Linked DNA regions of Homo sapiens: region 2 is linked to region 1. Evidence: chromatin loops called from intact Hi-C (ENCODE). Cell type or tissue: dorsolateral prefrontal cortex. All regions are shown on one strand.

The links. A loop is a pair of places that touch in the nucleus more often than their neighbours do. Peaks named below come from ENCODE experiments on the same cell type or tissue, not always from the same donor. Only the 100,000 strongest peaks of a DNase experiment are listed, where the experiment ranks them.
Region 2: it touches region 1 in a loop (5-fold over the local background); 8 of 110 quality-filtered maps call a loop at or near these places.

What each region holds. Positions count from the first base shown.
Region 1 is chrX:100,409,331-100,417,330 of GRCh38, forward strand. It overlaps PCDH19 (protocadherin 19), which reads right to left and starts at 943. Exons shown (of 6, transcript NM_001184880.2): 1 at 1-943. In dorsolateral prefrontal cortex, a CTCF peak has its summit at 4,078; DNase peaks (open chromatin) are centred at 1,051, 1,841 and 4,071; H3K4me3 peaks cover 3,893 bases; H3K27ac peaks cover 3,380 bases; H3K27me3 peaks cover 7,831 bases.
Region 2 is chrX:99,298,541-99,306,540 of GRCh38, forward strand. No RefSeq gene overlaps it. Among named protein-coding and RNA genes, the nearest start is that of LINC03077, 730 kb to the left of the region's middle. In dorsolateral prefrontal cortex, a CTCF peak has its summit at 3,676 (motif pointing right); no DNase peak of the experiment used is centred here; H3K27me3 peaks cover 6,657 bases.

The DNA.
Region 1 (8,000 bases):
GGGAGAGAGGCTGCCAGAGCTTGAGCGCGCTCCCTCGCGCTAAGGCTGGCTTCGAAGGGCTTGGGGGCGCGTCTGTCCAGGATCCGAGGTGGGAGCGGAGTTCCCCCCACAGAGCAGTTGAGGGTCTGCGGGCGTTTTCGTCTAGGAAATCAAAGTTAACAACGCAGTCCGACCCTCCACGTCAAGTTTGTGGAAACGGGGAGATGGCAATTTGTCCAAGAAAATCAAAGCCCCGGTCTTTCTAATGGCCGGGGGTGGCGGGGAATGGGGAAGAGGGAAGGGGAGGCAACAACAGTACCGGCCAGGAGAGGCGGGGCCGCCGCCGTGGGTACCGGGTGCTTCTCTTCTCTCCGTTTGGGCTGGGGTGTCGCTCCAAGGTCCGCCGCCGCCGCCGCCGCCGCCGCCGCCGCGGGAGGAAGCCCTCCTAGCTCAGTTGCACGTCGCTGGGGTCCGCCTCAGCAGCTGCCACAGTCGACGATTTTGTCGCCGCCGAAGTTTACTTGCAGGAGCGTCTTGATTTCATCTTCCCGGAGAGGCGCTGGCCGCGCTGCGTTGGGCTCCCTTCCTCCCGGGCGCTCGCGCACTCGGGAGGTCTGTCTCGCTTTCTCTGTCTGTCTCGGGCTGTGTGTGAATGTGTGAGAGAGAGAGGAAGAGTGAGTGTGTGGTGTGGGGAGTGTGAGTGTGGAGTATGAGCAAGCAGGAGGCAATGGGTTTGGGGTAGGAGGTTTAGGATTTCGGATGAAATCGCTCAGCCGGAATGCTGCGGAGCGCAACGCGCCAAGGGCCAGCGCCGGGCTAGGGACGCGGGTGCCAGTGCCTCCCGGGCAAGCCAGGCATGGTGCACGGGAGCTGTGCTGCCGTCTGTGCCCGCTCGTCCGTCTCCGCGCTGCGCCAGCCGCCGCCGCTACTGCTGCTGCTGCTCCTCCGGATGCCGCAAACTACTGGCCGCGGAGTCTGGAGAAAGCCGGAGAAAGCTCAAGCTGCCGAGCCCGGCTACGCCAGGCCCTGGCCAATCAGCGCGCCGCCAGCGGGCTCCAGTCTTGGGGCGGGGCCAAGCGGAGGCGGGGGGTAGCGGGGGGGCGGGGCCAAGCGGAAACTTCACACCGGCGGGACCAAGTGGTACCCCGGCCCATGGAGCCCTGGCGGGATTCATGGGAGGACGGACAGACAGGCCAGGCAGGCCAGGCAGGAGCAATAGGGCAGGAATGAGCAGGGAGGCGGTGTGCTGGCGCTGCGGCTGAGCCTCGCCGGGAACTGTGCGCTTCTCATGTTTGCAGAGATTTCAGGAAAGATGAGGATGATATGATTGTCTTATCGTGTTTACCTCCCTTACATATCTTCATATCTTGAATATAATATATACATATATATACACATATATATATATATACACACATATATATATCCCTCTATTTCTCCTTGTCTCTTCACCCTAAAAAATCGTCTGTTTTTGTTTTCCTCTCTTCTCATTCTCTGGTAGTGGAAGGAAGAAAGGGAAGGAGAAAGCGCCCCTGAGGTGGTCATTCATCCAGCTCTTAGCCGGTGTGTCTTCACATCAGGCCAGAGCCACGGCCGCCACCCCCCCGGACCGTCACCCCCATCCTTCCACCCCGGGCAGACGCCGCACTACTCTCTGCGTGCCGCACTCCCAGCAGGGCCCCTGGATCGGTTCGCTCTTGTCTGTTGCTTGTTAATCAAATGGGATATGTGGCACAGAGAATGAGCTACGGAGGGGGCCGGACACATTTCATTGCCCCTCACCCCACCCTGTTGGAGAATTTAGCTCCCTATAAATAAACTGTACGTTTGAGAAGAGCCGGTGGAGCGGACGCCGCCGCGCCGCGCCAAGCCAGCAGAGCTCAAAGCCGGGCAGGAGCTCTGGGGCGGGCACGCCATACATGTCCGCTTAGGTCGCCGACAGCTGGGAGCCGGCGCCGATGTGCAGGGCGCCCCAGCCTTCCCGCGGGGTCTCGGTCCCAGGGGGCTGCCAGCTCCACTTGGGCGGCGGTGGTGGCTGCGGCATGTGCCAGTACTGGGAAGCGGGAGGCCGGCGTGGCCAGGGCTGACATCAAGCTCATCCTGCCTTCTGCACTGAAGGCTCCCTGGGGGCAGCGGGGCATTCCTCCCCACCCGGGCTCTGAGGCTTTTAATTAAGGTCGCCAGCGGCAAAAAAATCAAAAACGTGCCCGTTAAACAAGTTTTTTTTTCTCTTAGAATGTGGGGAAGCTGCTTCTGAATTCACAATTCTTGGAAGAGTAAAAATGTCTTCTGAGTGAGTCGTCTCGGATATTTGGGAGTGGGATAAGCAGACTCATAATTAGCCCAGCGACATTGGCTCGAGCCTGTGGGCTTCACATGAGCGTCATTTTTGCCCTCTAAAAAGCGTTAAACAAGAAAAGGAAACCGGCATTTGGACACATAATGGGTTTTCTCAAAACTGCCATCTTCTTGTGGAGAGCAACCCAGCTGCTTTTTAAAATATTTTTCCTTCCAAGAAGAGCTACTTTAGCAGCCTTTACCTTGGCGGTGGGAGAGGGGAAAGGCGGCTTCCTCTTACAGAAAGAAATTATTTCGCGAGTGAGATTGCGATCCCCTGAATATGTAGCCGAGGCCAAAGGGAGAGCGTAGGGAGCCTGATCCGCTTTCCGCGTGGGGGTCGTTTCACTGTTTCACGTTAGGATGTGATTCGGCCCAGAACAACAGGGAGAAAACCGATGCTTCTGCAATGAGTATCATTTAATTTTGGTCATTTAGAGCTGCGGGTGGACACCAGAGTGGTGGCTCAAGGGAGCCCGGTGGCCCGACCGGTTTTCTCCAGACACCGTTGGAGAAATGGGCAAGTAGTAGAGAATGACAACATGGCAGGCAGCGGTGGGCGCACCTCGCGGGCTCCGCGAAAGGAAGGGTTCCATTTGATTTATCACAGTTATTTACCTTTGATGTCAGAGCATGGGAATGAAGTGCATCTTGGTCTAATTAAAAAGGCCTAAAAAGGCATTTGAAATGGGTTTGCTATCTGATCACGGGATGTGAATTCGGCGTTTGGCAGCTTTCTAAAATATTGCTTGGACTATTTAAACAGAACAATTAGCAGCATGCTAAAATGTTTGCATGCTATGCTTAGAAGCTTTTAGCTGTAAACTTTAAGGCGATCTGTTCCCCCTTTAAGTTAAAAAAGGATGATGCTGCTTCCTTGTGGCGAAGGCTGTCAGGAACCCACTGATCAATAAAAGTAAACTGGCGCCTCCACGGCTTGATTGAGCGGGAGCAAAGAGTCTGAGAAGTAGTCTCGGCCATTAACAATCCCCCAGGTAACGAGAAATGGAAGAATTACTCAGGTAAAATGATTAACATTGTCGTAGCATCTGAAAAGATGCACACAACAAGATAAGAAGACTGCAGACCTCTTACCTTAGGGAGTGCTAATAGAATGTCTATATTCTGCTGTCTTTTAAAGATAAATAGGAGAATTCAATTCATGTACAATGTCATTACCTTCATAATTGCAATCACAATGTAAAGACATGTTCTGCATTTGCAAAGACAAACCCTCTTTGCTAAGGCGATGCCACCGTGTTCCCTGCTTCCTGCTCGCTGTTCACACTCCAGGCACCCCTCTTTTCCAAGGAGAGCATCCAAGTACTTCCAGCTACCAAACCACTTTTACACAAGCCAGGTGCTAAGGGAGGCAGGGGCGTGTGCCTATGCTTTCCTTCTTTCCTATTATCTCCTCCCCACCCCTAATCTCAAAGTGACAGTTACACAGCCTTCCCCATCCCCACACACAAAATAGCTCTTCCATCCCCCAGTCTATTTCTACAGATAATCCTAACAACAGCCTTTGCCCTCAGAATTTCTTTTTTTCTAATAGGCACACTCGATCATTATACTCCAAGAATGCCATTGACTAAATGAGTAGCCCAAAACACTTTCATGATCAGGAATTTATTAACTAACTGAATAAAATCGTTCTGCATGTAGATAATAAAAACAAGAAAGTTCTCTCCGTTTTAGCTTCCCTTTACTTCAATCCTGAAGGGAGCCCCGCCTCCTCAGCCTCTTTAGAGACACAAGAGGGACATCTAGTGACCATCCTCAGTATTTTTTAATCCAACAGCTACTAAGAAATACTAATACTAATGGTGCTATGCCGCCTACGGCTGCTCTCCAGGTCAAAGCAGCTCCACTGAGGCCAGAATCAAAATTGGCAAAGAGAATTTTTTTTGTCTTTAAAATGTCATCCATGCCACTAAAATCATGCTGAATGGCAATAAAAGAGGACCAAAATGGGAGAAATCTTACTTTTAGATCAAACCAGTATGTGAAGCTAATTCTTGTTCTCCTAAGATTGATAAGGGTATGGTGAAAGGTTTTGTCCAGAAAGGTGAAAAGTAATGGTAGGAACCAAGATACCAGTATATGAGGGACTGTAACTCTGACAAGTTTAAGGAAGCTTTCTGAGATGTGTTTGTTTTGTTCTGTTGTTTTAGAGACAAGGTGTCATTCTGTCGCCCAGGCTAGAGTGCAATGCTGCAGACATGGCTCACTGTAACCTCAAACTCCAGGGCTCAAGCAATCCTACCACCTCAGCCTCCTGAGTAGCTAGGATTATACAGGTGTGCACTGTCACACCTGGCTCATTCTTTTCATTTTATTTTTTGTAGAAATGGGGTATCTCTCTGTTGTCCAGGCTGGTCTCAAACTGGCCTCAAGCAATCCTTCTCCCCTGGCCTCCCAAAGTGCTAAGATTACAGGCATAAGCTACTGTGCCCTAGCCTGAGATATGTTTTTTTTTTTTTAATGTTTGCTTTAAGCTCAAAAGAGATTAGCCTTCAAATAACTCCAGTCTCTCTCTTTCTCTCCTCCTCCTCCTCCTTCCTTTTGCCCCCTTCTCTTTGCCCTGGCTGCAGAAAAGTGGGTCATCTTCTAGCTTGGCTTTCACTGCATATCATGGGGATCCCATTCCACCCAACTAGTTTGACCAGCTGCCTGATGAGGTTCTCTTAGAAAGAAAAAATTGATTTTAAAATTAGCAAATTCAATCAAACTTCTTCTGACTGCATATCTGATCTCCTTACTTAGGTTACAATGCCTAGAGAAGAGAACATCAAAGAATGAAAATGGAGGAAATGGGAAAAAAACTATAAAGTGTCATTATTAAAGTCATCATCTTATTTAATTTTTACAATATCCCTGGGAGATAAAGACACTTTGCAGATGTGGAAACAGTTGCAGAGCAGTTCAACGATTTTCCAAGACGACCTCATTACACAAAACTCAACCACTTCCCTCGTGAGATCAACAAGTGTTGGCTTTTTGTCCAGCATTGTGTTAAGGATTGAGAATTTTTTTTAGTGGACCTTGCCCTTATGTAGTTTAACATGCAGTTGATTAATTTAATAACAGCATGTATGTCTATGTACTATAAATTTTCCTAGAGGAGAAACTAGGATGAGATATATTATGTCGACAGCTTCCTAAAATTCTGTTCTCTTCTGCCCACAATGATTGCCCGATTTCTAGATAGTCCTTCCCTCCCTTCCTGCCTCCCCCGCCACTGTCCCAGACAGTATAAGGAAAGGCATCAACAGCAGCAATCAGGGATGTGGACCTGCTGGGCAGGGGTGGGGTTATCCTGGATGCTGTTTCTAACCCTTCTGGAACACCAAGAAGACTAGGACAGAGGCCAAGAAAAACCTTTGAGGTCCCTCACACTTTTCCCTCTCTTCCTCTCAAACTCCACCCCTTTTCCTACCCTGTGACAGAGGATAACATTAACAGCAGGGAGCTGTAGCAGATAAACAAAGTAGAGAAAGTGTTTCTTAAGTGCTAAAATTGTTCACCATGGCCCCGATGCCTGCCTTTTCCAAGAAACACAAGAGATGTGCGGGACAGTGGAGAAAAAGAGACTGAGAAAGTTATTAATCACTTCATGTCTTCCCATTTTGACAAGGCCAGCATCCTTGAACAAGCTATGTCCAAACTTCCTCCATGCCTTATCCCCTCCCTTTAGGAATGGCACTTCCCACAGGACCAAACCCCTGCTGCTGCCAAACTCGTAACTGTCCCTAAATAAGCACACGTCATGGGGACTATTTAATTAGCAAAGGCTAAATCAGCAGATACATTTCAATAAATGACACTGCTCTCTAACACCTTTTGTACTGCCCTGCAGTGATCACCTGTGATGTTTTGACAGCACCATTTGGGCTCTCAGCATTATTGCCTCAATCTTTTCATGTGAATTTTCTCCAAGTGGACCCCAAATGCTGGTTTCCTAGGTGCAACCTCATGTCAGCTGTTACTCCCCACATCACCACTTTTGAAAACAGAAAGCTCTCCCTTCAAAGGCACTCTGATTAAATCATGGCCAGCCTTCCCACTGCTGACTCCCTCATCCCAAGGAGGAGGGTAAGGGTGACATTCCACAGCTCCCCAGAGGAAATGCTTTTTTGACAGCTTGAAAAAAAAAAAAACTATCACCAAATTGGAGACCTCAAAAACCACCGAAATATGAACCACAACGATACAAAGAATACGTAATTGAAAGTGAGCAGACTTTCACTTGGGATGCACTGTTTTAGGCCAAGGCCAAGCCTTTTTGTGTGTGTGTGTGTGTGTGTGTGTGTTGCTGTCCCCAGCCTCTAACACTGCAACCTAGTAGGTAGATCCCAGGCACCTTATACCTTGTGTAATTTCCTCAGACTGGAGCTCCTGATTAGGGCTTGGCTTTTGATTCCCACCCTAGGCTTCTATCACAGTCTCTTCTGCTATTTCTGAAGCAGTACAAGTGGGGCAAGAAAGGAAGCAGAACTATCACTGAAAGGAATGGTTGAGGCTGAAAGAGCCCTGGCCGAAATATCAGCCTTATAGGATATGCCCTGAAGATCAGCTTTCCAAATTAAAAAATAAAAATAAATATCTGTCTGGTTGCTTGATCTTACAGGAGGCTGAGTTCTTTCTGGAGATACCCACAAGATTGGAGAAAACAAACCAGATCTTTCAAGACCTTGAGATATACGGTACTGGAGCTGAGGTGAGTTTGTGAACTCCACACTACAGTACCCTGTTGCATTAAGTTCAAATGAACAATAATAGCCAGAAGAAGAATACAAAAGTCAGTCTGATGAGCCAGTTTCCTGGGCTTCTCTTGGTATCTTGGGCAAAAGATGATCTCTGTGAGGCACCAAATCTATTGTATACTCTTTAGTTCTAAGTGACCAGGCTGGGCCTAGATTTGCTCTTGGTTCCTCCCAAGTTTCTCCTAGAACTCAGGAGAGGCCTAGCATAGCTCCTGGGAGTTCCAGCTGCTCCACCAACTGATTTTTCACTGAACTAGGAAACTTGCTACTTGGCTAATGTCAGCTTAAAAGGGAAAGAAGAAAACTAATAAACATAAAGAACTGCCAGTTTGACAGCTGCAGTTACATTACCTGGGCTAGCAATAAAAGTACCAAAGGCATGTCACGTATGCCACTAACAGCACAAGGCACAGTATCTGTTCAGGTTGACAAGCCCTGGGGCAGTGGAGAGTAAACTGAAAGAAGGAGATCCCAGAAGGAGGCAGAGAGAGCACCACAAAGGGGACAGATAGAGCAGAAGTGACAGAAAAATCATTTTAGCAGCATGGAAGTTATGTACCTTTTTTCGAATGAGAAGAAAACAATGACTTGCCAGCTGGGAAAACATCCTGTTTTGGGGTCCAAGAGTTTGCATATTGGTGCACTGGATTTGGGGGAAAGCCTATTAATTTGTGTCTGTTGTCTCCGGGCTGAAGCCAGAATGGCCATAGAGGACCAATGACCTTTCTTCCAAAAGCTGGGAGTTGAGAGGGTTAGGGAGAGTGTCCTGTGTCACAGGAGATACCAGCTGGGCTGAGCTTGGCTGATCTCTTTTAGCAAAGATCACAAAATGCAGTGACATCAGTAGCAGGCCATATCCACCCAGAGACAGCAACCTAGGCAGCAGTGATCAAATTAAGTCTTGTACCTACTGATGGG
Region 2 (8,000 bases), 1.1 Mb before region 1:
GAAATTTTCTTAAGTCCTCAGACTTAAAACATTGCTTTATTTCTTATCAAACTCTCATTTAAATAAGTAGAAACCTTTCCCAAACGTCTTGATGTTTATTTTAAATTAAATATTAAATTTAACAATTAGTAATCTTGATGCTAAAAACATTAAACACTGGTAGGTTTTTGTTTGTTTCGTTTTTTCATGAAAAATCTTCTTAGTAACTAGAACACCTAGGAAAATATGATCCACAGGGTTCATTCAACTGAACCAGAAAGTTAGGATCTCTAAGAAAATTAAGGTTACTCTGAGGTTCAAATAAATTCACACTAAGAAGTCCATATATCATTTTATGCTGCTCTGTGTCAAATTACTTTTGAATATGTGGTAGAAATCCATAAGGGCTTCTACAAAATAATATCCTGTGCATATGTATCCAGCATTTTTTGGCTGAAAGCTAACCTTGCATTTAGCTCAAGTATTTCTGTAATAAACAAAAGGTCTTAAGATTATAAAAATGTTGTACTTATGCTAACTAATCAGAGGAGACTTCAAGAGGAACATTTTGGCTACATTTCCACTGGTGTCTAACTATGAGTATTGGTGTTCTTTCCCTGAGTACTTACCTCAGAAAACATACACTTAATTTTTGCAATATTGATTTTTGTGTTGGGGTTTGTTTTACACACCATGAAAAGGAAAGCATTGGGCAAAATATTAAAAATAATCAGTGGGTTTGATTTGTCTTAAGTAGAAGGCTTTACAGTAGTTATCCCTGTACTCAACAAATCTGCTTATTAAATATGGTCTGTTATAAATTAACTTCTACAAAACTCAAGGCTTTCTAGGTTTTCACTAGCCCTTTGTCCCTTTGAGAATAAAACTGGGCAACAGAACCAGAAAGTGTGGCTTCTAATGGATGGAATAAAGGGATTTTTTAAGTAGAATTTAACTGGGATCAGCATTCTCTTGACTCTTGCTATTGAATTTCTTTTAATTGCCTTCTTCTTTCTTTTCTCATATGAGGAGCTGATGTAAGGTGAGCCTATGAGAGAAAATGTCTTCTTTACTTCCCACCCCAGCGTTAGACTAAGCAAGAACCAAGGAAGGCCCAAGGAAAAAGTAGAGTAGGAGGCTACTGTCTTTTTTTTTCTTTTTTCCATTGGTTTCAACCAATATTTATTGTGTACCAACTATGTGCCAAAAACTTATCTAGGCACTGAGATATAGCAGTGAACAAGATCACCAGGGCCTTCGCTTTTCTGAAGCTTAAAGAATACTTAGGAAGATGGGCAAGCCAAATGCTTCTACTCTAGTCCTGAAGCTAGAGAGAAAAATAAAAAATAAAAAAAAAAAGGATGTCAATGCTCACATTTAGTCTTAAGCTAGTTGGAGTTCAAAAAATTTTCAACTGGTATTAAGTATTTATTTGCCTATATTTATTTCTTAGTACTTTATTGTTGTAAGGGGAAAACTAGCTATCTCCAGTAACTCTAGGACAGTGGTCAAAAATTTGGGCAGTTTGGATCTTGGCTCTTTTTCTGAAGAATATTGTGACTATGAGTGATGGCTCTGCACCTGCTGAGATTAAAAAGAGTAAATGGGCACCTCCTTTCCTTCTCATGAGGATGTACAGAAGAGCAGTGGTTGAACAGAGGCATCTCATTTTTATGCTTCTAGGGGCTTCTGCTTGTCCTACCTCTGGCCCACATGGTGCTCCCAATCAAGGTAATATGAAAAACAAATGTTTAAAAAATTGTTTAACACTTTAGGACAACTTTTTTTTATTACAAGAGAGAATGGGATTTTATAGACGTATTTTGTTTAGTTTCATTCTTTCTGTTGCTTCTTTTAATTTTTTCTATAAAAAGCAGATTTTAGGAACTAAACAAGGGTCAGATGTATCTTTAATTTTTTTAGAGCATCATTCTCATGTTTTATTGCCCTCTTTTTCATTTCTTTAAATTCTACCTTCTTGCTTGTATTGTTTTGTTATTTTATGTTTCTTTGCACTTAGATATCAGAGGCACCTAAGTAAAGATTGTTTTTTCTAGAACTTGTTCATATGAAATAGTTGTAATATTAGCACAGGCCCTTTATTCTTTTTGGTCACAAATATGAGGACTTCAGTGATACTCTCCTTACTCCTGCATCAACTATTTTTATATTTTAAGCAAGAAATCTTAGTTTTCAAAACACATAAGTTTCATTCCTTTAAGTTTCCTAATTTTGAACATATTACTTTTCTCATCAGGCTAAAAATGTGAAACTGTTTTATGGGGAATTAAAAATTTCTATAAAAATGTCATTATTTTCTGTGGCTCAATCATTAGATAATTTACTGCGTGACTTAATTTGGCTCTTTTTCCTATTTGGCTTGCTTTGAAAAACAGTAAGAATATGGTCCTTTTTCAATTGCTAATATAAATAATGCAATTTTGATTTAAATTTCATAAGGCCCACTTGTATGTTCACAGTCGCAGCAAACAAATAAAATAAACAGCCAGGAAGACGAGATAGTCTTCTACATATTCAAGTTTGAGACATGTTACTAGGTGCCCATAACCAGTAGTATCTCCACAAGTGCCTGAAATTTCCACTACATTTCATTCTTTCAATCAATGATATTTTTATTAAATTTGGCACTTACTCTGTGCCTTTAGTGATTATAAATTTTGGAGAAAATACAAAGAAAGCTCAGAGTCTAGTAAGGCAGAGAGAGAGAGGTAAACAAGTAATAACGATTCAACAGTGTAATTACTATGATATAGGAATAAGGAAGGGTTTTTCAGGTCATGGATGGGTGGTGGAAAAAAGGAGGTTGTGGGGCTTTTCACAGGAAAATATTTGGATAACTTTATTCATATACTTTGCTGACTTAAGTGACATACCTATAGTTCCTCACTCAACCTTACCCTGACCTCATTTAATTAGTGCTAAATATATTAAAAACTATTACCCAAATATTTTCTTCATATTAAAAGTTCTAAGTTACATGTTACCTAGAGAAACATGCAGTTAAGATTACCCCAAAGGTGGAAATCAACAATCTTACATTTAAAGAAGTCTTTAGAGTTTAAATATATCAATGGAGTACAGTGCTATTAAAGACTTCAGTTTTATGGCTTCCTCAACTCATGACCCCATTAATGTTCTACTCTCTCCTATTGTGAAGCTTGTATTAAGATCTGGCAGGGTTATGTGATGGAGGATGGGTGTGAGACGATATTTGCTTTTGAAACTCAATAGCCTTACTCATCTAAAGAATGCAGTTTTCATTTAATACCAGTAAAAGATACTTTGTGCTGTTTTTTCAGTTGTACATATCACATTTGAGATAAAACTGAGCTCTATACAGACAGAGACCATGTATTATACAGTACTTATTTTTACCCTTCACAGATTGTGTCACAGTCACTTATACATAGTAGACTTGCAAAAATACCTGTTGTTTTTGGATAGCAACCCAAGAAGTATGATATAGAAATAGATTGACTTAAAGATGTGGTCTAAGAGCACAATGAAAAAAAAAAAATAGCTGCCAAGTTTGTCCTTTGAAAATATGGAGGCAATATTTTGAATATTCCAAGATTCATATTTAGGTTCGTCACATACTAACAAGAAATCTTTACGCTCCATCCACTAGAGGGCAATCAATACATTAGGCACTGACACTTACCCCCACCCTGACCTGGAACCTAGTAACTTTAAGAGGATTAGGTAGACACAAAGAAGAGGGAAATATGCATGGAACTCTTCTCATCAAAAATAGCATTGTAGTCTCTTTTGGACTCCCTTCATTGATAGTGGGCCTGGAAAAAAAACTAGACTCTTCCTTTTGGTGTTACAACTAAGTTTCTTCCAGACACTTAAGAAAACTCACAAGTAAATAAGCCTACCACCTGAGGGAAATGAGATTTCCCTCTAAAGCAGCATTTGAGTTTGTCATACAGTTCATGTGTCTGCCGCTTCTGAGAGGAGGCAATGGTAATACATATACAGAAAAAATGCTGGGCAACCTATCTTGGCGATTAGACGTTTTCTCTTCAGATGACTTTCTATGATAACATCTCACTAGCTTTTGCTAAGATTGACATCATGAATACAAAAATAGTTTAGAGACATTAATTTTAATGCTTTCATGATTGATAAAATACTGAAAGAACTAGTAATCAGGAAAGTACACATGATCTTGTTGTTATTACAGGCAGTAATCACATCAAACATGGTTGACCCTGTGGACAGTTTTTCTGGAGACTTCAGTAAATTTGTGACTCTTCTACTGATTCATTGTAGGGGTAAAGTCCCAAATAGGTTGTGGGTCACTAATTCCTCTTCTGTAAATGGATACAATAATATTTTTCCATCTCACTCATAGGCTTTATGAAATTCACAAAAGTCACAAAATATTTTGAGGTTTGTAGGAATGCCAAGGAGGTATCTTTCTTCAGTGTTGGCTATGAAATCATATGTGCACATAAGATTTTTTTTTAATCATTGACTTATTATGAAATAGTAGATGTGTTCTTCCACAAATACTATGCACCGTGATATAGCAAATATCTCTTAGGAATTTAGCAAATCTTTTAAGTGTGTGTGTTTAAAGTATATTAAATATACTTAAAAATAAAAAGTAATCATAATTCTCAAAATATTTTGTAAGATTATGGTGGTAGAATCTATGGAAATTGCTTTGTGAGACAAGTTCTTTATGATTTTTTGACTTAGTGACAGTGTTCCTTCATCCTGAGCCTGTTTACACTTTCCTAGGTATCTTAGGACTCCTTTCTTGGGGAATGGCTGCTAGATTTAATGCAGAAACCTAGTTTCCTAGTTTCCACTGGTGCAATATGAATCTGTAAGCTCCAGCTTTTCTCTGGACTTAGCTTATCTAATATTTAGAATTATAGGTGTGTGCTAAAACATCTACTATGCACCCATTCCCCATTTACTCAATGTTTCTAATTTTAAATCTAAGGTAAGCCTTCTAATTTTATTTCTAAGGTAAATGAATATATTATTTTTTGACACTTCCACTATTGCTTCTACACAGTGACTGCTTTCTAAATAGATTTAAGCTCCCAGCTTAACATAAAGTTTACAAAGAGGGAGGAATAGGTGTTTGTGTAATACCAAAATAATCACTGGCTTTACGATCAGACCCACGAATTTACTCAGCACTATGCTTTACTAACTGAGTGAACTTGGGAAAGTGCCTAGCCTTTCTGAGCATCTTGTCCCTCATTTTAAAATGAGGATTATAACACCATTGCATATATATGTATGTTTGGTATATCACAGGGTTTAAAAACATACAACAGATAATAAATGGTGAATTCTTTCCCTTTGCTAAACCCACATGTGCAACTATCTCAACAAAGGTTTTGTTTGCCTGTCAGTCCTTTTCTATCCCCACATTCACTGTCCCATAAAACCTTAGGCAAAATTTAAAATTGCCTCATATCTTTTTTCTTCTTCTTCAAAACAAACAAACAAACAACAAAAACATGTTATTGGCTGTCAACAAAAAATAAATGACTGCAAGACAGAAAATCCACTCCTCTTCATTTTTTTGTACTTATTTTGCTTAATTGTACAGACTTTATTAAATATCTGTAATGTACAAAAAAAACCACCATGCCAGGCTCAGGACAAAAAGAAACATTTTCCCCTGCCATTGCAGGAGGTCTTGATCTACTAAGGAAAGTTGACATCTGCATTGTGACTGGTTCAAGATATACTGGAGTTAAGCATTGTCATATGAGTGCAAATAAAGTGTTTTAAGAGTATGTATCTTCATCCATTTTTAATTTTCAGTGGTGTAAATCTGTGGAGAGCCAGAAATCAGGCTTTCTTTTCAATTAGAGACACAGAAATTACTATTAGGAGTTAGACAAACATAAGGTTGCTTCAGCACCTTTCTATAATTAGTGCTTTACATTTTAGTAAAATTACCTATAAAGCATAATATTCTTGTAGTGTGATACACTCTTCCATTAATTTTAAGACAATGTAGTCTCTCGACCATATTCCCCTGAGTGTCTGAAAACACACTGCCTTCTTCTCAGCAGATGCCTCTGTTGCAGTGAGTAGGCAATGTAGCATATTCCTATCTGTTCCCACAGTCACCATTAGCTGAAAGGGACAATTCTTAATGTGTAAAGCTAGCGATAGCCTTAGGGATGAGGGAGACAGTAATCAAATCTGAGCAGTAATCCAGGGAACAGCAGTAGGTGGCACTGAGGGTGTTTAGGCTGTCAGCTACTTATACTACACTGGCAGCTTCCAGAACTGGCCTGGATTTTAAGAGTTCCAGAGAGTGCAGCTTCTTTTTAGCATTCACAACTTTTTTCATGCTACACTGAAAAAAACGTAGCTAAATTTAGGTGCTTTTAGTATTTTTTCATACCTTTATGTATTACTAGTCCACTGCTTTGAGTTTAAACGGAAGGGAGAGTGCTTAGAAATTTTGTTTTATTTTGGTTTGGGTTTCTGCCTGCCCTCACCAGGAATTTACTTTTATAATAAAAATGTTTTGCATGTAACACTTCACATAAATTTGACGCTGTTGGACCATTATACAAGAAACTTAAACTTTTTTTTTTTAAACTTAAGAAATTGCTGAGAAAAACATGTATCTAAATAATATGCATAGATCTTCATCTATAAGTATGTATGCATTTCCACATGTATTTGAAAAAAAGTATTTTCAGGCCAAAGAGATTTCTCTCCCAATACTTGATGGTATGTTGATAGTATTTACAAGTCTTGGAGGAGGTCATATGGATTCTTACCAAACTTTTCCTGATGACTGGCTATATGGGCCTTAGTTTCCTATCTGATCATAGTAATTTTTGGCTTAGTTGCCTCATTGGGTTGTTGTAAAGATCAACCAGGAAATGTTTGTAAAAATGTTTGGAAAATGTATGTCTCTGAATAAAATGGTCAGACAGAAAAGGAACATCTACCTTGTGCCAGGCAATTATATTTTGCCACCCTGTATAACAGTCCTCTAAAGTAAGTGTTGTTATCTTCATTCACAGTGAGGAATTCATAGTGTAACTCGTGTTAGTTTATACAACTAGTAGATGAATGAGGTAGGTTTTGACCCAGATAGAGCTGATTCTAAAGCTAGCTAATACTCACTCCTAGCAACCAAAAAAAAATAACTGTTTTTGAAGAGAAAAATAAAAGCTACTTTCTTACTGACCATTACTAAACTTTGATCTCTCTTGTTTTTGGTGGCAGTATAGCAGGGAGTAGGTGATATTTGGTTTGGCTGTTATTCAAATGGGAGTTTAGCTTCAGAGGGTATTATGGTTATGTAATGCATACAAAATTAAGATCAAAATGTGCAGATTAAGATACGATAGAGACGTAACAATGGCACAATGCCTAGCATGCCTTCATTTATAGAGGGATGGTGAAGTAGAACTTCTCAGCATATCAACTTATCCACCACAAAAGCATTTTTCTCTTTAAAAACCATGCTTACACACACACACACGCATATACATGCAGACACACATGGATTTCAGATGTGTGCATGTGATTGCCCTGAAAAAAGTGACCAATGCAATAAAGAATAAAAATAGGCTTTTTAATGTAGCTCATCATTTTTTATATTAAGTGCAATAATTATAAACAAGGCTTTTTTGAACAAATAGTGTGTCACATCTACAGTATCATAGCGATACTAAAACACAGTGGCTGTGTGTTCTCAACATTAGCAAGCTACATTCAAAAATACCTTCTAAATATATGCATGTTGCCAATGAGTGGGATAGCAAGAAAGCCGAAGATGAAGAGTTTTAAAAAGCAACAGAAAAACTATCCTCAAACATTTATCATTTCTTTGTGCTAATTACTCTGATTTAATCATTGCACATTTTATACATGTGTAGAAATATCACATTGTACCCCATAAATATCTATCATTATTATGTGTCAATTAAAAATAATAGTAAAAGCCAAAAAAAAAATCCTGTCCTTATTTTCCTGAGATCCAAAAGCAAGGA